Linked DNA regions of Homo sapiens: region 2 is linked to region 1. A link is a loop called in an ENCODE intact Hi-C map of the cell type or tissue named here. Cell type or tissue: endothelial cell of umbilical vein. All regions are shown on one strand. Each heading gives the region's core, and the rest is flanking DNA. Links, peaks and the distances in the headings are about the cores only. Region 1 has its middle 61 kb from the start of LINC02024. Region 2 holds the start of LINC02024 (long intergenic non-protein coding RNA 2024).

Region 1 (10,154 bases), core at 869-8,868:
GCCCCAGTATCACCTGGAAACTTGTTAGAAGTGTAGTATCTCAGGCTCCACCCCAGACCTACTGAATGAGAATCTGAGATGATTCATATGTACATAAATGTTTGGTAAAACCTGTTATGAAATATAGACTCTCCTCAAATAACTACATAGTCCAGCTTTGAAATAATACTTATACTAATATAACGAAGCAACAAGTGATAGTAATTAGTATAAGTGGTATAATCCAAATTTAGACAAGATAATGATATTCAAAAATCGTTGAAGAAATAAGAAAGGAACCATGTCTAAAAATCTATCCAGAATTTGAGGATAGAAGCAAGCCCCCACCTTGGAATGTGGATGAATTTTAGAAAAAGGGAAGATAGAACTATACATACCTCTTAAATATGCACAGAGAAAACCTGCTTGATTACAGTGAGGAATACATGCTGGGGACTTGTGGTAAATCAAACTCAGTGAAAAGTGCAGGTCAGTTTTGGTAAACAGAGAAGTTCACTTTTTAATAGCACAGGAAATATATGCCATCTTTGAAGACATGCAGACAAGGGAGTCACAAAAGTAGAATAAATGTCAGTGTTTGCAAGATTGAGTTGGTTAAACTGTATGTGTGGAATGATTCCTCTAGCCCTGCAGTGGATAAGATGAATTACAGGGGGGAAAGCCAGGATTCTAGAGGCTATAAATACCCTTGGTGTGGGATCAGATGCCTTGAATAATGTCTATTTAGCAGAAGATAGTCAAAGGCCCTAAAAACAATAATTACATGTAAGAGACTAATATAGTCAAACTACTGTATCACAATGACTGTGCTGATTTGAATTTGCCTCAATTAGGGAGCTCTTTCATTGAAATAAAGTTTCTAAAAATGTTACTTAATGGCATTACTACACTTCTACTCAATTCATTCAGCTGAAACCCATGTGCTTGTTATGTATCCTTTTATTTCTATGTTCTGTTGTAGAATAATAACAACAAAAATGAGTATAAACCACTGCATTTTAAGTCAGGAAGTAACTTTTCTTCAAATGAGGCAGCAGGTTGTGTCTGCAAAACCTTTAGCTGTAGAGCTACGCTTGTAATTGAAACCTCGGCTATAGCACTTTCTGGTAGGGCACTGGTGCTACACAACACTGATCAGTGGCTTAACTTCCCTGATCCTCACTTTCTTTATCTGTAAATTAAAGTGAATATAACTCATTTCACAGGGCTGTTGGCGCAAGACCTGACACATAGTTGAATCTTTAATATCTGTGCTGTTATTAACATCTCGATCATCATCATACTTATAATCGTCATCACCATGATAACTGACTCGATTAAGGATTCAAACCTAAGACATACATGTTCTCAAGTTTGAAAGTATGGCTCTGATTTTACACCAGACCAAATTTTGATATAGTGGTCCCGTAGTTAAGCCAGAGGACTTTCCAACAAAGAAGAAAAACAAGCCAGTGTTTTGTTTGCTTTGTTTTGAGATGGAGTCTTGCTCTGTCGCCCAGGCTGGAGTGCAGTCGCGCTATCTTGACTCACCGCAACCTCCGACTCCGGGGATCAAGTGATTCTCCTGACTCAGCCTACCGGGTAGCTGGGACTACAGGCGCATGCCACCACGCCCGGCTAATTTTTTTTGTATTTTTAGTAGAGATGGAGTTTCACCGTGTTAGCCAGGATGGTCTAGATCTCCTGAACTCGTGATCTGCCCGACTCGGCCTCCCAAACTGCTGGGATTACGGGCGTGAGCCACCACGCCCGGCCAAGCCCGTGTTTTATTGAAGCTGCACAGTGGTTCTCTATAAATATAAAACTGCACTTAGTGACCAGCAATGTGTTGATATGGGAATTCAACGTGAGAAAGGCTAGGGAACCTGAAATCCCCTTCCCTGACTTTTTATTCCTAAGTTAGGTCTGATTCTGTGAGTTCCAGTTCGCCTTTACCCAGCCAGTTTTCTGGCTGATCTCAGCCTTCCTCTTCTGCTACCTCCTCTCTAATCCTAAGTGTGGCTAAAGCTACAAGCAAAGCCCTCCACATCACTTCACTTTCCTCCCCTAATACTAGATCAAACTGCCCACCAAAATATTATTTCTTCTGAAGAAAGGAGAAATTCAAGAACGAAAGCACCTGAGTCACAACTGCATAAACTTTTCTTAAGCCCCAGGAAGTCTAGCACTTTCTAGTTGTTAACAACTCTCCAGGGGTTATTGATAGAGCTTCCCTGGAGGAACTAAAAGAGGCTTTGACTAACAGTGATGATTGCCTTGGATCAAGTTCGTTTCTAATCTTTTCCCAGCACTCCTGGTAGTTAAAAGCATGCAGGTATGTCTTCATTTGAAAAATAAATAGTATGTTCCTAATTCATTTATAATTGAACTAGTTTTTATTTGAGAGTCATCAGGTGTGGTTCCTACAGTTAGTAGGAAAGACTTGAGTCTACTTTACCGACATATTCAGGATTTAATCCACAGCATAGATTCTTGTAGTGACAAGAACTGTTCCAGAGCCTAGAGGAATCTCTTCACTGCTCATGAGTTAACATTCACACACTATAGAGAACCAAAGAGCCTAAGATAACTGCTTGAACATGTCCAAATTTCTCATTTTCCAGTGGGGAAAGAGACCCCTGAAACCATTTAACCAAATTAAGTCAGGGCCAAAACCATCTTTGTCTACATCAGTAATTCTCAAAGGTTGTATCAGAAACATGGGAAGAGCTTGTTAAAATAGATTGCTGTGCTCTACCCTAGAATTTCTGATTCAGTAGATAAGGGGTGTGGTCTGAGAATTTGCAAGTTCTCAGTTGATGCTGATGTTTTTGGCCTAGGAATCATACATTGAAAATCACTGCTGTATATTACATTGCCTCTCAACCATGCAGAAACAGAATGTTCACTAATTTTTAATATTCATATTAAGTATTGTACTTGCTATTTGTTAGGGGAAAAACAATTTTGAAAAACTGTCCAGTGTAGTGACTCTGATGAAATTTCAAAAAAAAAAAAAAACAAAGAAAACTGGATTATATATAAAGTTTTATTATCATCATCTCTCCTTTTCCCAGCCCACTCACTTGTCATTATTTTAAGAAAATTATTTCTTCTACGTACTTACTGGCATGTTTTTAGCTCCATTTTGGGTTGTAAGGAATATATTCAATGATAAATGAAACTAAACTAAAAGTCATTGTTGCTCTCTTTAAAAGAAGATGGTTTTTATTAAAAAGGAACAGTTTTATTGAAAATATTAGTGTGAACTTTTCCACAGTATTTTGCATGAAAAGGAAATGGTGTTTAAAACAAGTATTTTTTGGAAAATTAAAAGGCTTTGATGGGGGATGAGGAAAAAAGAAAAGGAAAGGAAGACAGCTTGTGTTTTGAGCACCTACTGTGTGTTTGGCACCAGAGAGGCGCCTCCATATAATTTCAAATGAATATTCAATCAATCTGCATGTTCCTGGTGCAGCTTCTTGCATTTTTCTTTTTGTGCTAAAGGACAGTTTATACCCTCTACCATGCCCCCTCCCCATATGCATTCGTAGTTACACCCTTATCAATGACACTGATACAATATGTATAATCTGTATACTATGTCAATTACTTTTTATAGTAAGCCTTTGTTCATGTGATAGATATAAGATTTTTTAGAAGCTGGAAGCCATCATTCTCAGCAAACTAACACAGGATCAGAAAACCAAACACCGCGTGTTCTCACTCATAAGTGGGAGTTGAACCATGAGAACACATGGACACGAGGAGGGGAACATCACATACCGGGGCCTGTCAGGGGGGTTGGGGGCAAAAGGAGGGAGAGCATTAGGACAAATACCTAATACATGTGGGGCTCAAAACCTAGCTGGCAGGTTGATAGGTGCAGCAAATGACCGTGGTACATGTATACCTATGTAACAAACTTGCGCGTTCTGCACATGTATCCCAGAACTTTAAAAAAAAAGATTGACAATCCTAAAAAAAAAAAGATGTTTACAGTTAAGTGTTCAAAAATAGGCAATTCACTCTAGGTCACATTGCTATTGAATGCTATTGAATGGTAAAGGTGGAACTGTAACACAAATTTGCTTGATTCTAAATTTACTGAGGGAACTAAAAAAGATTTTGTTTTTCCTTTTATGCTGGACACTACACATGAGACTTTACTTACAAAAAATTAATACATAAATACAGAACATAGATCAAAGAAAAGGTCTGGGACATGCAGCTCTGAAGTGTATTTCTTCCTTCTTCTCTCTCTCTCACCACAGTCCTTCACTCTTTCTGTATGGCCCTAAGATTTGACTTGCTAGGACAGAGGCAGGAGAGGGGCAAAATAAAAGTTCAGGAGGGGAGGGGTGTGTCCTTGCTTGCTGCCCTGCAAATCCCCTAAGAGTGGTTTCTGGGCACTGCCACAGCCTCTAGAGAGCTGGTTGTAGTCCCAGATGCATTTCTCTGAATATCATGAGTTTCCTTTTCATTCTTTGAGTGGGTCAGCACAAAGAAAAGCAAACAAACCTAAATTACTCTTATTAAATGGCAGGCTGCCAAAAATCTGAGAAAGCACACAGCAACACAATATCTGAAGTCTAAAGGGAGAATTCCAAGCCAAGATTAGCATCTCACCCGGCTATCCAGCCAATCAGCCTCAGGGTTTCCACTCTCAGACACGTGACCATTTTACTGGGACATTCAGAAGTCATCTTGCAGATGTTCCAGGTGCAGATTGAAAGCAGTTGCTTGTATTTCTATTTTGGTGCTTAAGGGCAGTTTATACAGTTTGTACTATTCCCTCTTCCCCACTGCCATCCCCATATGTAGACATAGAGACCTGAACCTGTATAACATGCAATATTAATAAAAGAGTATCCTTCCCTGAGGAACTTGGTGCATTTGTTTTCTCCTTGTTTTTGCAAGGAAAACTAATGCAGGGGAGAAAAAAATTCAATATCAGAAATAGCACGTAGGCACCCACGAGAAGAAACCTGCTCAGGTGTTTGACATAAGAGCTCTTTCGAGAAGCAGTGTCTGATCGTGGAGTGGCATTTCCTCTTGATTCTTATGGAGTCTGGTATAACTTTGCTGTTGGCTACTGAATTGAGTTCTAAATTGAATTAATTTACTTTTGACACTGCCAGCACGGCACAGCGTGAGATGAAGCAGATGCTGCGTTAAGTGTAACATTATGAGTTCCTGGGTCTAATATCTTCTAAATAAGGAATGTTGCTGTGGATATAAAGGAAATTTTATTTGCGTTTGCTCAGAACTTATGCAGGCCAAAACTAGGTTCAGAATTTATTAAGTTAAATGATGGACTGAAGAGAAACCTAGTTAGGGTTATGCGAATATTACCCGGAACTTTTACATCTGTAAGTTCAAAGTAGTATAGATCTGAAAAGATGTGGACTAGAGGAGGAAGGGCCCAGTGATTCCATCATGCTTATAACTGGCATAAGTGACCATAAACCACAAGGAGTAGGATAACAGCTGAGAGCCAATCAGCTTGGCACTGAAGACTGACAGATTGGCCAGATGGCAAACCTCATTCAAGTGGATGTCATATTTTGATTGGGATTATCTCTCAATACCCTCAATAACTGTTTAAATTCTATAACAGAGACAAATCATTGCAGTATACCTACATTTGCCTTTCCCCTTCCAGAAATTATATAATAAATCTCTCAGGCAGAAGCATTTTATTTATTGTCAGTAGAGAGTTTATAATCTATGGTCAAAGTAGCATAGTAATGCTTAAAAACTATCTTCCAGATGAGAATTCTAGCACATTAGCTTATGAAATCTTTTTATTTGTTATCTACAATTGTCATTCTATAAATTGTTATCACCTTTCTCCTTAGATTGCAATTATAGGTCATGGTTTTGTCTTTTATTTTTCTCATGGTCTTTTAGAAACTAAATTTTCACTACATTTTACTGTGTCAATTGAATTAAGTCTATAAATTCAGCAAACAAGATATGAGTGAATAGCTACCATATGCTAGGGGATGGGAATGTAAAGAAAAAGAAACACATTTATTGGTCATTATTCAACTTGAACTCTTAGTTTCAAGACCAAAATTAGTCATCCTATCCTTAGTCCAACTCTAACTATTATGTTTCATTTGCTGTTATTTTTGAAGCAATGCTGTCTCTAAAGTTAGACTAGTCTCCTCACTCCCCTCAAAGAACACTGTTAATTATTTAATTCTCCTCTCCTGCTCTGCCTTGAACACCTGCTCCTACCTATGTGTTTCAGTCAGGGTGGACTAGGTTATCTTATAGTAATGAATGACTCCCAAATATCAATGTCTTTACCACAACAAAGGTTTATTTCTTCTCTTGCTACAAGCCTACTATGGGTTGGCTCTGGTTCTGTTTCACAGTGAATCCTTTATCTGAACACTGCCAGTTGTGTGGAAGAAGGAAAATAACCATAACTAAGCAAACACTGATCCTCTAGGTTCTTTCCTGGAAATGGCACACCTTCCATTGGCCCGGAGCCAAACATGTGGCCAAGCCTCAAGCCAATAGGCTAGTGAAATATAATCTTCTCCAGGGAAGGGTAGTGAATATTTGATGTCCACAATACAGTCTATTCCTCTAAACCAGTCTTACTCATCTGGCAGCTCTCAGCCCAAGGTCCCCTATTACATTTTCTCATTGCAGTTCTTACTAACTTTTCTAATGTTCTTCATCAAGGTTTATCTATATTACACATACAAGCATTTATATGTAATATAGTATCTTGCAATATTTTAAAATACTTCATTTTTTTCTGTGCATTTGTCTTTTCTACTCAGCTGGAAGTTATTTGAAACCAGAAACCATGTTTGAAATTTTTTTCTGGCACATACACGGTTTACAGAACTCACAGACAGTTGTATATTTCAGGGACTTTAGTAGCCTTAAGTATTCTCTGTTGATTGGCCCCCAAAATAAATCATCCTATGCATGTGCTGGTTTTCAATCAAAGCAAGTAAAAACAAGGCCCTGCCCTCTGCAAGGACATTAAAACTGGGTACTTGTAATATAACTTCCTTTTAGAACACACATGAAAACCATGTTAGATATAGTATTACCACAAAACATACAAAAATGTATTTGATATTATATAGAAAAGTAAAGGTTGTCATCATTTTTAGAAACAGAATGTTTAGGTCACTTTTCGAGACTACATTAAGATAAGCTAGGAAAAATACAAAGTAATCCAAACGATCTAGCTAAAGATTAGGCTGAAGATACCTCATTAAAATGACTAAAGAAATAACAGATTTAGCCTACATCTAATGTTAGAGAAAAATTCTCCATGCACATGTGTCTTACATTAGATCCAATGTTGTATTTGTCAAAATATTCTATTTTCTGCGATGTTCCTGCTTATAATTATAGAGGAACCAGATGCATGACCTTGTATAACATTTACTTTGTAACAAGTGCTTGGAGGATAAATAAAATAATTTGTTTGGCAGTTGTGGTATTGAAGGGGGAATACAGTAGAATCTAATATAGACGTGTTAACCATGTATGATTCAGAGAGGATGTACAATTCGGAAATGCAAACATCAGCAGGCAGATATGTAACAACATCAGGATTATAAGAAGCCACTTAATAACAACTAACCAAGTACATCACATGTATTTAGCTCCTTGAAATCATTTCATTAGTCTGAAAATTAAGCATATGCTGCTTCTGAGGGGAGGAACAAGGAAGACTGGTTTGCTCAGGAGATTGGTAAATGCATGCAAAGCTATTTATCTTGAGATTATAGGTCTGGCTTCAACCAAGAAGCTAAAGACAGTTATTGCTACTTTATGGCCCATATGAAATGAACCGTCATTATCAGTTTAGATGCTCATTTCAGCAGGCTGTCACCACAGTATGGGTTTGGATAACCCTAATGGATATGTGGACAAACGTCTGTTTGGAGAGATAGCATATTGAAAAGAGCCCTTGGCTGAGAATCAGGGGGATTGGAGTCTAGTTCCAATTCTGCCTCTAATAATAAGTAACATGAGAATCTCCTTTCTGGGAAGGGAGCAGGGAGATAGAGAAGGGTCAGATGACCTCCAAAATCTCATCTGGACCTGAAGCTAGATAATATCCTGTGAAGGAAAGCTCCTTTTGGCTCTTCACAATAGAAACTTTCTCCTTATCTTCCCCAAAGTTATTACCCAAATAATGACTGGCCTTGATTTTGGATTTCAGTCTAGATCTATTTTCCCCTCTGATAAAGGGATAGGATGCCATCTTCCTCTCCCTTTCTTCTTCAGATGTGCAACATCTAAATTATCCCTCAATCTAGAACAGATTCTTAGCCCTAGTTATATGGCTTGTTTGCCTCTTTAAACTCTTTTGTCTTCATGATATGCCACCACCTATCACAGAGTGTCAGAAAATTGCCTAAAGAAAATTAGGTTCACATACATTTTTAAGCAAATATGCTATATATTTTAATGTGATACTTTTACTTTTTTAAGGCAAATAGGCTGAGATGAGTTCTGGGTCCCTGTAATGCTGAGATGTCCACAGCTCTTTCAGACTCAAAACTATTGATAAAGAACAGCTGCCAGGCCAGAATTGTGCATCTGTAGCCTGATTACCTACAACCCACCTGTAGTGTTCCGGTTCCTTGGTTATTTCTTGCTGCTTTCAGTGAAAGCCTAAAGCTGCATGTTTCTTTGTGAGAAAGGACGACATGAATTGCAGATGATGGAAAAGAAGATGATGTTTACATTTGCCTGGTTATGTTTTTCTTTTATTTTCTCATTTGAAACTTGGAGTTTGGGGGCCTAAGAAAAGTGAAACCGACACTAAAGGCTTAGATCAAAACTGGCATCATGCCACCAAGTTAGAAGTGTTAAGGAAACAACATTCACAGGTGACAGATGGAGGGAATGAGAACTAACACTCAGAGGCAGCCATGGCGATGGTGCTGTGCTCTCTCCACCTACATTAGGTCTTTTAGTCTTCATGGCCTGGCAGATGAAGAAACTGAGGTCCGCAAAGTTTAGGTCACTTGTTCAAGTTACACAGCAGGGATGGGGCCAGATTTGTCCTTCAGCATCCTACCTCTGGAGCTGATTCTATTAACCATTAAGCGCTACTGCCTTGTAAACCTGTGTGCAGGGGCTGGTGGGAGGATCAGGCTTCATTTCTATATCTATCTGGCTTCAAAACTCACTAGTTCAAGCTTCCTTCCAACAATGAAGAAATGACAGTGATTGGGTGTGGAATAACAATAAATGCCAGCCAAATTCCTCCTCCTGGCATGCTCTACCCTATACCCAGAACTGTTGAGCTGCCTCTGATGTTTCTTCCTGTATTCTGAAGGGGAAAACAGTCCTGCTTGGGAAAACTCACTGAACAGGCAAAATCATTTTCTAAAGATTTAGTGGAGGTGGATGTTTGTTTGTTGGAGATTTAGTGGAGGTGGATGTTTGTTTGTTGGTTTATTTGTTTGTTGAGACAGGGTCTCTCTCTGTCATGCAGGCTGGAGTGCAGTGGTGCAAGTATAGCTCACTGCAGGCTCAATCTCCAGAGGTTAAGCGATCCTCCCACCTCAGCCACTGGAGTAGCTGGGACTAGAGGCACTTGCCACCATGCTTGGATTTCTTTTTTTTCTTTTTTTTTTTTTTTTTAAGTAGAGACAAAATCATTCTATGTTGCCCAGGCTGGTCTTAAAGTCCTGAGCTCAAGCAATCATTCTGCCTCAGCCTCCCGAAGTGCTGGGATTAGAGGCATAAGTTGCCACACCTAGCGGGTAGATAGATGTTTGGAAGGTTGGGTCTCATCCTAGCTTTGCCAGTTACCAGGTGTTTGGCCTTGTCTATGCCACTCAGTGTAGATGAGTTTGATTCCACAGTTGTAAAATGAAAACACCAAGCATAATTTATTGTTTTTCAAATTTTTCTCCAAAGCAATAGAATCCATTGTTTCAATGATATTTTAAGCCCAACCTCAACATATGAAACAAATGCAGTGATTTTGTCTGGGTGACACAGGATTCACTCCCACCCCTCATTCCACCCCAGGTCAAAAAAGAAGCTGGAAACTTCTTACTGCACAGGAACAAACACCTAGTTTAGTTCCATTAGGTGGTCTCACAGCCCCTTCACAACCTTAATAGCCAATGACAGTTCTAAAATTGCAAATTGCTTTGAACAATATCAGG
Region 2 (10,154 bases), core at 1,552-9,551, 64 kb after region 1:
TTAAAAGTAATTCTATTAATTTTCATTTTCTTTCAAATTTACCATAGGCTGCTTTTTGTCTTTAAAAAGTTCTATGAGTTTATGTAATTATATTGATAAATCTTTTCCTGAGCTGTTTCCAATTTTATGGCGTTATTGAAATGAGCTTTGTTACTCAAGTTTTTTAAATATTTACTTATGCTTTCTTCTCAATTTTATTGTGATTATATTTAATTTGTATATTTTAGTCTTTCACCTATCTTTACTTTAGCCTAATATAAGGTACTTAGTTTAATAAAAATGAGGTAGGGATCTAGGTTTTCTCTTTTCCTAACAGTTATCCAACTGACTCACAGAATTTATAGAATAATTCACTTTTTCCACTAATTTGAAATGTCCTTTTTATCTACATGACATTCTCATACTCTTGAGTCTTAGGTTTGATATCTCTTCTACTGATTCATTATATCAATTAAACCATATTATTTTAACTATTGAAGTTTTATAATAAGTTTAATAATTGATAGGAAACATGTTTCAAAACTTTCATTTTTGAAATCTTCCTTAGGGTATATACGTATTTAATGTAAGCATAAGATAAATAATACATGCAACATTGTTAGATTATCTGTGAAGCATATATATTTCAGTTAAAAACTTTCAGTTATGAAGTTGACTCAATGATTTAATATTCTATTTTTTCTCATCTGTGATGTCTTGACATAAACAGGTTATCTTACTTACTTTTCTTCTTGACCAGAACAGAACATTGGCTGTATAAACACACGGGCAGTCAAAATTTGGTATATGTGCATTTTCTTGCTATTCTTTTCTTTAATCCATCCATTAGAGGACTCATATCTTTTTAAAATCACTACAATTAAGTCATTCTAATTTACTGTACCATTCTCAAGTTTGAAAACACTGTGACACGAGTTGTCTCACTTCAGACCCTGGCCCTTTCAATGATCTGTGCTTTGCATTTGATTCTTTTTGTCTTCCTCTCCCGAGCTCCCTGAATGAAATAGCAAGAGGGATCTTCTGTAGAAGCATCATTCTCTGAAGTGACAAGGAAGCGGCATCTTTCACAGCTGGCAGTGCATGCCTGCATAATACCTGGATGCCAGAAGTGCTCTTGAAGAACAAACAGGCAACCTGTTTCCTCCTCAAGCAGCAGCAAAAGCTGTCAAAACCACAGGTGCACCAGGATCCTCCCCTCCATCAAGCTGTTTACATTCTTTTTTCAGTCTAGCATTTGGCAGCTGAGGTTGATTCTGGCGTTGGCAGCTGAGGTTGATTCTGGCATTGGCAGCAGAAACAATATATCTCTTAGGATTTAGGTCATACAGATGGTGTTAGAATTTAGCAGTTTAGTGCCTGCTTCCCACTATGCTATGGAATCAAAGACCCTGGACCAGGTAGTAGAGCATTTTTATTTAGAAAAGGGATGGATAAGGACATACAAGTGAATTATGCAATTTTCACTCCTGTTAGAGGTCTTTGAAATATTGCTTTGAACTATACAGTCTTCCTATAACTAATGCTTGGTGGCTATGGCGTTTAAAAACTAAAATGAGATGCACTTACTCTCTCAAATATTTAGAATTATTAAGCTTACATATTATCTTCACAGATGACTTGCAGAAACACTGTATAAAACTCAGCCTGGCCAGGCACGGTGGCTCACACCTGCAATCCCAGCACTTTGGGAGGCCGAGGTGGGCAGATCACGAGGTCAAGAGATGAAGACCAACCTGGCCAACATGGTGAAACCCCGTTTCTACTAAAAATACAAAAAAGTAGCCAAGTGTGCTTGTGGGTGCCTGTAGTCCCAGCTACTCAGGAGGCTGAGGCAGGAGAATCACTTGAACCTAGGAAGTGGAAGTTGCAGTGAGCTGAGATTGTGCCAGTGCACTCCAGCCTGGCAACAGAGCAAGATTCCGTCTTCAAAAACAAAAACAAAACAAAACAAAAAAACCTCAGCCTTTTTTCATTTATACTTGCACAAATTCCTGACCTCAATTTTCCAGTGAATGGCAAATGGCCCCACAAAACGATTAAGTTATCTACTTGGAATAAAGAATGTATTTTTTCACAGATGTAATATTATCTATATATTCCAAATGTTGTGCCACAACTTACAATGTAAGAGATTATTTAATTTAAAAAATTGAAAATGATTTTGATTCAAGGTGTCAGTATGAAACACAAATCTATAAAAGTTAAAGCTCCATGTCTCAGGACTCTATCAAATTTCATTGAAATTAATCAACTTTTATAAAATTTGTCATGAGACAGAAGATAATGTATACATGCAATATTAAAAAAAACATTATGACATTAATAACTTACATGGGCCAGGCGCGGTGGCTCACTGGGATTACAGAATCCCAGCACTTTGGGAGGCCAAGGCAGGTGGATCACGAGGTCAGGAGATCGAGACCATCCTGGCTAACACGGAGTAACCCCGTCTCTGCTAAAAATACAAAACATTAGCCGGGCGTGGTGGCAGGCACCTGTAGTCCCAGCTACTAGAGAGGCTGAGGCAGGAGAATGGTGTGAATCTGGGAAGCGGAGCTTGCAGTGAGCGGAGATCGCGCCACTGCACTCTAGCCTGCGCAACAGAGTGAGACTCCATCTCAAAAAAAAAAAAAAATTCGTTAATAATAATAATAACTTAGATGGAAGCCAAGAAAATGAATAAATTGCTTTTTCAAGTAATTTTTTCCTTATGAAAATTAAGATAAAACTTTATAATAGAGTAAGAATGATAGATTCTAGTTATTTTGGTTAATCAAAATGTAAACTTAATTATTTAAGTGATATCCCAACTTAAATTTGGCCTAGTTATTTTTCTAAATTTTTTTTTAAATGAGAGTTTCATTATAAAATACTCAAAAAGGAAATCTTATTTTCATTAACATTAATGAAAATTACTTTTGAAGGCCCTGTTAGGGTATTTGAGTGTGTTTTCTATGCAAATCAATTTTAAAAAGACAATACTTCCATTTCTATATCATTTGAACCAACATAAAATACTTCTTCATCATACTTTTTCAATGTACAGTTTCTTAAACTACTTTTTGAAGCAGTGGAATTCCTTTATTATTTATCTCTATTCTGAGCCTGCTACGTTCAACTACAAGATACTGTGCCTACTGAAGGTTCAGGCCTTTATGCAATCCATAATCCAAATATAGCATTTGATATTGAATTCATAAAATACAATGTATGGCATTAGGGGTTTAGAAATCCACCAACAATCTTTCTGTCAAGCACATATCTTACGTTATAAGGTTTTCTGCCATCAGGAGACCTTGCATCTGTGTGTTGTGTTCTGCCTGTGAAGCTGTGTTCTCAATTTGAGTGCACTAGCCAAAACCCAATAGAAAGATGATGCCATAGTAAGAAGGCAAATATTATAACTTTAGAGGCGGAGCCCCAGCCCAGCCTTCTATTGAATCACAATACATAGACAGCTGTCCATTGCCCGCTTGGCTCATAAATTTTCTCTACTTAGCCAAAATAAGGCAAACTTTTGTTGAAGATTCCAAGACACTAAAGAGAATAGAATGCTATACTTATTGCCTCTGGTTTGCTCTCTTCCCTTTTCCAGCAATGTATATTATCTTGGAACTAAAATATTTATTAAATGCTCCTTTGAGGCTGCTTGACCTTTCTGGGACCTGGCCACTCAGAGGGCTATGGGAAGGCTAATCATAGGGCAATTTTAATTGAGTTGATAAGTTCTCTTGGTCTCACATCAAAATTATAAATTTGTTTTGAGATTCCCAAGTCACCTCAGGGGACTCTTTTATTCCTTTCTAGCAAATGGTTACTTGGGCCAATTCTTGGATTCCTAGGGCAGCTGCCAATAAAAGACCAAGGTGGCCTTAATCATAAAGATTTGAATCAATTTTAAAGCAAATTGTTTAAAAAACAAAAGTTATCAGAAAGGAAGTGGGAGGTTGTAATGCCAAGATGAGATTACTCTGTGAGCCCTCAACAGTGAGAGCTATCAATAGATGTACATAGAACAACTAACTAATGCACAAGTCCTCATTCCTGATAATTGGCTGAGATACAAGACAGAGGAAAAGGGATCCTACTCAAACATAGGCCTGCCTCAGTAGGTCTCCCCAGTCCACTTGAGTGCTAGCCAGAATGTGGATGATTACTGAAGACATCAGCTATTTTACAGACTTTCACATTTCCTGCAGAGTTGAAGGGAACAACAAATTCAGCTGCTACATTACTAGTACATAGCAATTAGTGCTATGATAAGATCGTTAAGTAGGCCTGGAATGCAGTATCTTTAAAAAAAACTTCTCCTTGTTTTGAAGAAAGGATTGCTGAGGGGAAGAAATGTATATATACAATTTTTAAAGGTCTGAATCAAAGAGCAAGTACTTGTTTAGAACTTGGCTGCTGATGATATCTTCATCCTCAAGTTAATTAGGCAAGTGAAATCTAATCCCCTCTGGAGTGGCAATGTCCAAACTTTCCCTAGGATTTCAGTGGAATTTACTGCTTAAGTATTTTCTTGAACTGAATTCACTACTCTAATGTTAACTGAATTCTGTCTATTCAACCTAGAGATTAAATGGTATTCCTGCATCTTTGAGAAGCCTGCCTTTGAAACAAGTATTCAGAGAAAGGCTGCTTGGACAGGTCTGGATGAGGGGCTGTTAAGGTAACTAACATGTATGAGGGGCAGTTCTTGCATTAACTGTAGGGTTAGTTAGTCACACACACTCAGGAAGTCCTGAGACCATTCTGGCTATAATAAGTCAATGTCGCTTTCTACAGCTGTGAAGGTTAACTTTGTGTCGACCTGACTGGGCAAAGAGATGCCCAGGTAGCTGGTAAAGGATTATTTCTGGGTATGTCTTTGAGGGTATTTCCAGAAGAGATTAGCATTTGAATCAGCAGGCTGAATAAGAAAGACCTGCCCTCAGATGGGTAAGCATCATTCAGATCCAGTCCCTTGAGGGGCTCAGACAGAACAAAAAGGCTGAGGAAGGGAAACTTTGCTCTCTCTGCTGGAGCTGGGACTACTTTCTCCTTCCCTAAGACATCAGAATGCTGAGTTATCAGTCCTCTGAACTCTGAGACTTACACTAGCTGCCCTCCTGGCTCTCAGGCCTTCGGCCTCAGACTGAAAACTACACCACAGGCTCCTCTGGTTCTCAGGCCTTCCTACTCAGACTGAATCACATCCTGGCTTTCCTGGTTCTCCAACTTGCAGACGGCATATCGTGGGATTTCTCAGCCTCCAGAATTGTGTGAGCCAATTCCCATAACACATCCCTTCTTATAGACCTATATATTTCCTTTGGTTCTGTTCCTCCCGTGAATCCTGACTAATACATCAGCTTTCCTCAGGAATGTCAAAACTAGCTTTACTTTGATGGTGTACATTTGCAACTAAAATTTCTACATTAAGACATAGACATTCCTGCCATCAACAATTTTTATTTTTACTTAAGGCAGAAATAGAGAAAATTCCTACTCCAATTAGCTTAAAACTCAATAGCAATAAAACATTGGCCTCTCTGCCAAAAAAAAGATTATTTCCCTGAAGATTGAAGGAATGGTCTCCATTTTACCTCCCTTCTGCTTTAGATCCTCCTGCTAAGTCACTCTCATCTTTTTCTCTCGCTTTTCCCCTTCTAAACAAATATTTACGTATTTTTATTTGTATAGTGTATTCCATTTTAAAATAAAGCACTAAAGTTTGTTTAATTTTACTAGTAATGATATTTTTTAAGGTTGGAGTTAGGGGAAGGTGCCTCTGTGTGTCTGAGGCTATGGCCGCTGAAGTGGGCAGGGACAATCCTGCTATGTTGATTGTTGGCAGTGATATAGCCCATTGATCTCCCTGGCTGAATTAAGAACACTAGGTCTGACAAAATGTTGAGCATTTAAGACTCTAGGCAAAATCAAAGAATAGGAAAGATATGCATGAGGCTCAAGTCTCCTCTTTTTCTATTTTTCTTCCCTGTTACCCCTTTCTCTGTAGGGACCTATGGTCTTCCTGGTCTTTTCCTAGATCAAAAGCTCTTTTGAAGAACAAAAACAGTACATTTCCTTTCCATCTCTAGATTCCTCTTTAATCTACAATAATCTACCTCTCTTTACTGAAAAATGAAAAATAAAAACCCATTTTCTTTTCAGATTTAATTAATATCCTCCCTGAGAATGTTAAATGTAACCCTTGGTTTCCTAAGGAATCCTTATTTATTTATTTATTTATTTATTTATTTATTTATTTATTTATTTTTATTTTATTTTTTTGAGATGGAGTCTCTCTCTGTCACCCAGGCTGGAGTGCAGTTCTGGAAGGCGGAATCTCCTCCTTCCGGGTTCAAGTGATTCTCTTGCCTCAGCCTCCTGAGTCGCTGGGATTACAGGCACACGCCACCACACCCAGCTAATTTTTTTTTTTTTTTTTGTATTTTTAGTAGAGACGGGGTTTCGCCATGTTAGCCAGGATGGTCTCGATCTCCTGACCTCGTGATCCACCCACCTTGGCCTCCCAAAGTGCTGGGATTACAGGCGTGAGCCACTGCGCCTGGCCTCCTAAGGAATCTTGATCCATCAAAGCTTCTCTCTCTCTCCATCTCTCCCCTGCCCCAATTTCAGAACAGATAAAACAAGCAACCAAACAATACACAGACACACACACACAGACACAGACACACACACACACACACACACACACACACACAGAGCTCCCATTGGCTCAATCTCATAAAATTACTCCTTTCTCCATTCCCTTATCTAAGGGCTCTTAAATCCATATTCTACAAACACTTCCTCAACTTTCTTCCCTTGTTCATTCCTCATCACTTACATGACTGAATTCTCTACTTGTTCTAAAGCTGCTGACTTGAAAGTCTCCAAAAAGCCCCTTAAAATCTAGTCCCGTTACTTGTCTGGGGAGGGTTCCCATTCTTTCTCTCTTTAGTATGTGTTACTTGCTTTACCTTTGAAGTGACTTTTTTCTCTTGATAATCTCCTTCCCTATGATTGTTTCACCAATGCCTTATGTTTCTTTACTTCCCAAATATATGTGCCCCTTAATGTATGTCATATACCCCTGGTTTTCACTGTATGTAGTCTTTTCCTTAGGGATTTCATCAATTCTCCTATTTGAATATTATATCTTTGAATATAGGCATGAAGTCTTTATCTCCATACCAACTCTAGACCACCTCCATCCATGATTCTGAATGCCTTTTGTAAAATTTACGTGGGTGCAACATTCATTCCTCAAATACCTCAAGCTATTTACTCCTTCCTCTCCACATGTTCTTCTCTGAATGTCTCTTGCTGTTCAAGGATTTGCCCTCGTTATTTCAGTCCTCAATTCTAAACTGTACAGCTCCTGTTCTTCTTGGATGCTTTCCTTTCCCTATATTGTCACATTCGGTGTGACAGGACAGCCTGTAGAACTGATTTGTAAAACAGAATTCTTTCCACACTAGTATCACTATAATTGAGACACATGTTGCCCCGTACCTGAAATACATGGTCTTCTTACACACTGCTGACAGATTAATCTTTTTAGAATACAGCTATCATCTTATTATTCTATGCTTAAAAACCATCATTAGCCACTCACTACTTTCAATTACATCCTAATTACTTTACCTGACACTTAAGACCCTACATGACATAGCATTGAAAGCAGCATGATCAAAATTCCAGCTAAATAAAACTAGAGACTCCTTTCAGAAAATGACCCAGAATTTTCTTAATCTAGATGGCTTTTCTAGACCTATAAAACACAGCTTCCAAGTCCACCAGAGGAACTGATTTTCATCATCCGTTTACTCTTTCTTAAAGGTGGGCCAAGCTTGACTGCCAACTTCTTCCTAACAGTCTCTATGCTTCCACACTGGATGGGATTGCTGCCTCTGAGTCACTGAAGTATTTGTGTGGCCCTTAGCACAGTTATCTTGAAACAATGCAACTGAAAGTGTTTCATAAACCATAATCATGCCAAACTAAGAAATTACCATAGTTTTGTTTTTGTAGAAAAAAGTCCTAGCTTACCTAAAATGTTACCCTAGTATATTTGGTAGCATATCACACAGATCCAGGTACAAAATAAGTTCCTAATAAAACATAGTAGACACTCAATACAAACTTATTGAATATTATTTACTTACCCAGGAAACAAATTTGAATGATTGGATTGAATTAACGTATCTTTAAGTCATATTAATATTAAAATTTTTTTATTGTGTAAAGTACTAATAGTATATTTTTGATTAAATAAATGAGTTTTATTTGGTGGGTTGTGTGCTTATTCTTTGTTACTGCCTTGTTCTTCATGTCCAAAGGTGCTGTCAGTGCTGCTGACATTGCTCAAACTTTTTTGTTCTGGGCTTAAAGCAAGCCCTGTTTCATAAGTGTAAAGTTGTTTAACAGTCTTTGGTAAATGCCTTTCCAAAGATGCACATCTTGAACATGTCCAGCTTGCAGCAGCTATCACAAGTGTGTCACATGTGATACCAGCAGGATGCCAATAGGTAGATTGTAACCTGTCGGTTCTGAATGAAATATTTGACTGACTCAAGCTGAGCACAAATACGTTGTCAATAAGTCAGCAGTTAATGCTAGGAAAAATGAATAGAGATGAGGGGATCGGCTTCCTTCTATTTTATGTAATCCACTTCTAGTCCACTTTGTATAAAGTTGAGTGTGTGTGTGCCTGTGTGTGTGTGTGAGTGTGTGTGTGTGTGTGTGTACGCTGAAAACAGGTTGGCAGGGTGATAGTTGAAATGGGATTAGAAAGTACTGCAATTATTTTGCTCATGTAGAAATATGCAAAGAACCTTTGACCCCTTGTAAACAATGCAGTATGAGGGACTAAACAGAGGGCTCAGTTCTTCTTCCCTCATTAGCACCTCATTAAGCTATCCCAATACTAAAACTCTTGTTAATGCAGAGGCTGCTTAAGAAATCAACAAAGAAATGCCTCTATTAATAGTATTTTCAGAATACTTGCCTCTGAATATACTCTCCTTCCTTCAATCTTAGTTTCAAAACACAGCCAGAACCACGGGGCATACTTTTCTTTCCATCTTGCCCTGTGCAAAGGTATTGCATATTTAAATCTGAAATGTACCCAAGTATATGTATCAGACACTGCAGGCTGATTTAACGCAGAAAAAAAGAAGAGTCACAATTCCAAATCTAAGTTTCCGTCTATATGCTAAGAGCATGAGAAGCAGAGAATGAGAAATGGAAAATCCTCTATGGGAAGATAAGCTCCTGCACCTTTAGTTCAAGCAATGGGCAAAGCTGCTCTCTCAGGATTCGGTTCTGCATTCATGTGTGAGAAAAGCAGGGGGGGTCAGGCTAAGCCACACTTCATTGCAATAGACTAAAATCAGCAACTGCCATTGTCTGTGGAAAGCTAGAGATAAACAGAGCAGATGACTTTATTTTTATTTTTTTAAGCAAATGGGCTGTGACATTTTGTACCAACTCAGGACAGGTCTCTTGATTAAATGTTTTCCATTCATCCGACTAAAAGCTCCCTGACAGAGATGAAGTGACCGCACTTCGGGAAAAGAGAGTGCATGGGGGTTGGGGGTGGGAGCTAAACAGTGAAACAAAGGGTGAAGACAAGAAAAGGCAGGATGGCACAGAGCTCTTGAGTGGAGCTGGGTATTTAGGGTGATTGGTGAGGGACCTGATAAAAAGGCATCTAACGCCTCATTAGCATCTTCTGTTGATTACATGGTGGAGAGTGGTAACTGTGTGAGCTAAAGGAACTTGAAGAGAGATTGGGAGAAAAACATCAACTGATCCCAGTATGGAATACTCATGTTTCCTAGCTAATGTAAAGTGTTGGTTTGGCAGAAGGGAGGGGACGGGGGAAAGTTATCATTTATTGGGTATCTATTATACTTTGTGAGATAACGTGTTCTTGTGGCAAACATTGTATTTACCATTATGCATTCATTGTATTTAATTTTCACCATTTTAAAAGGTCATCAATAAAGGAAGAAGCTAAGATGCCCAATCCTAAGCAATCATGTGGTTATGGAATCCAGGAGGAGGAGCTGAGCTACCCGCTATGCCTGTCAATGGGGGGCATATGCGTGGGCATGCCCGTGTTCAGGGGATCCTGCTTCCAGGAGGTCAGAACCAGAAAG

Evidence for each region. Peaks named below come from ENCODE experiments on the same cell type or tissue, not always from the same donor. Only the 100,000 strongest peaks of a DNase experiment are listed, where the experiment ranks them.
Region 2: a loop joins it to region 1, with 2.3 times the contacts of the local background. A loop is called at or near these places in 2 of 110 quality-filtered maps.

The regions. Positions count from the first base shown.
Region 1 is chr3:117,624,570-117,634,723 of GRCh38, forward strand. No RefSeq gene overlaps it. Among named protein-coding and RNA genes, the nearest start is that of LINC02024, 61 kb to the right of the region's middle. RefSeq lists an enhancer at 1,863-2,500. In endothelial cell of umbilical vein, for the core only: no CTCF peak of the experiment used is centred there; a DNase peak (open chromatin) is centred at 4,582; H3K27ac peaks cover 593 bases.
Region 2 is chr3:117,687,624-117,697,777 of GRCh38, forward strand. It overlaps LINC02024 (long intergenic non-protein coding RNA 2024), which reads right to left and starts at 3,302. Exons shown (of 4, transcript NR_146652.1): 1 at 3,268-3,302; 2 at 2,332-2,452. In endothelial cell of umbilical vein, for the core only: no CTCF peak of the experiment used is centred there; a DNase peak (open chromatin) is centred at 5,228.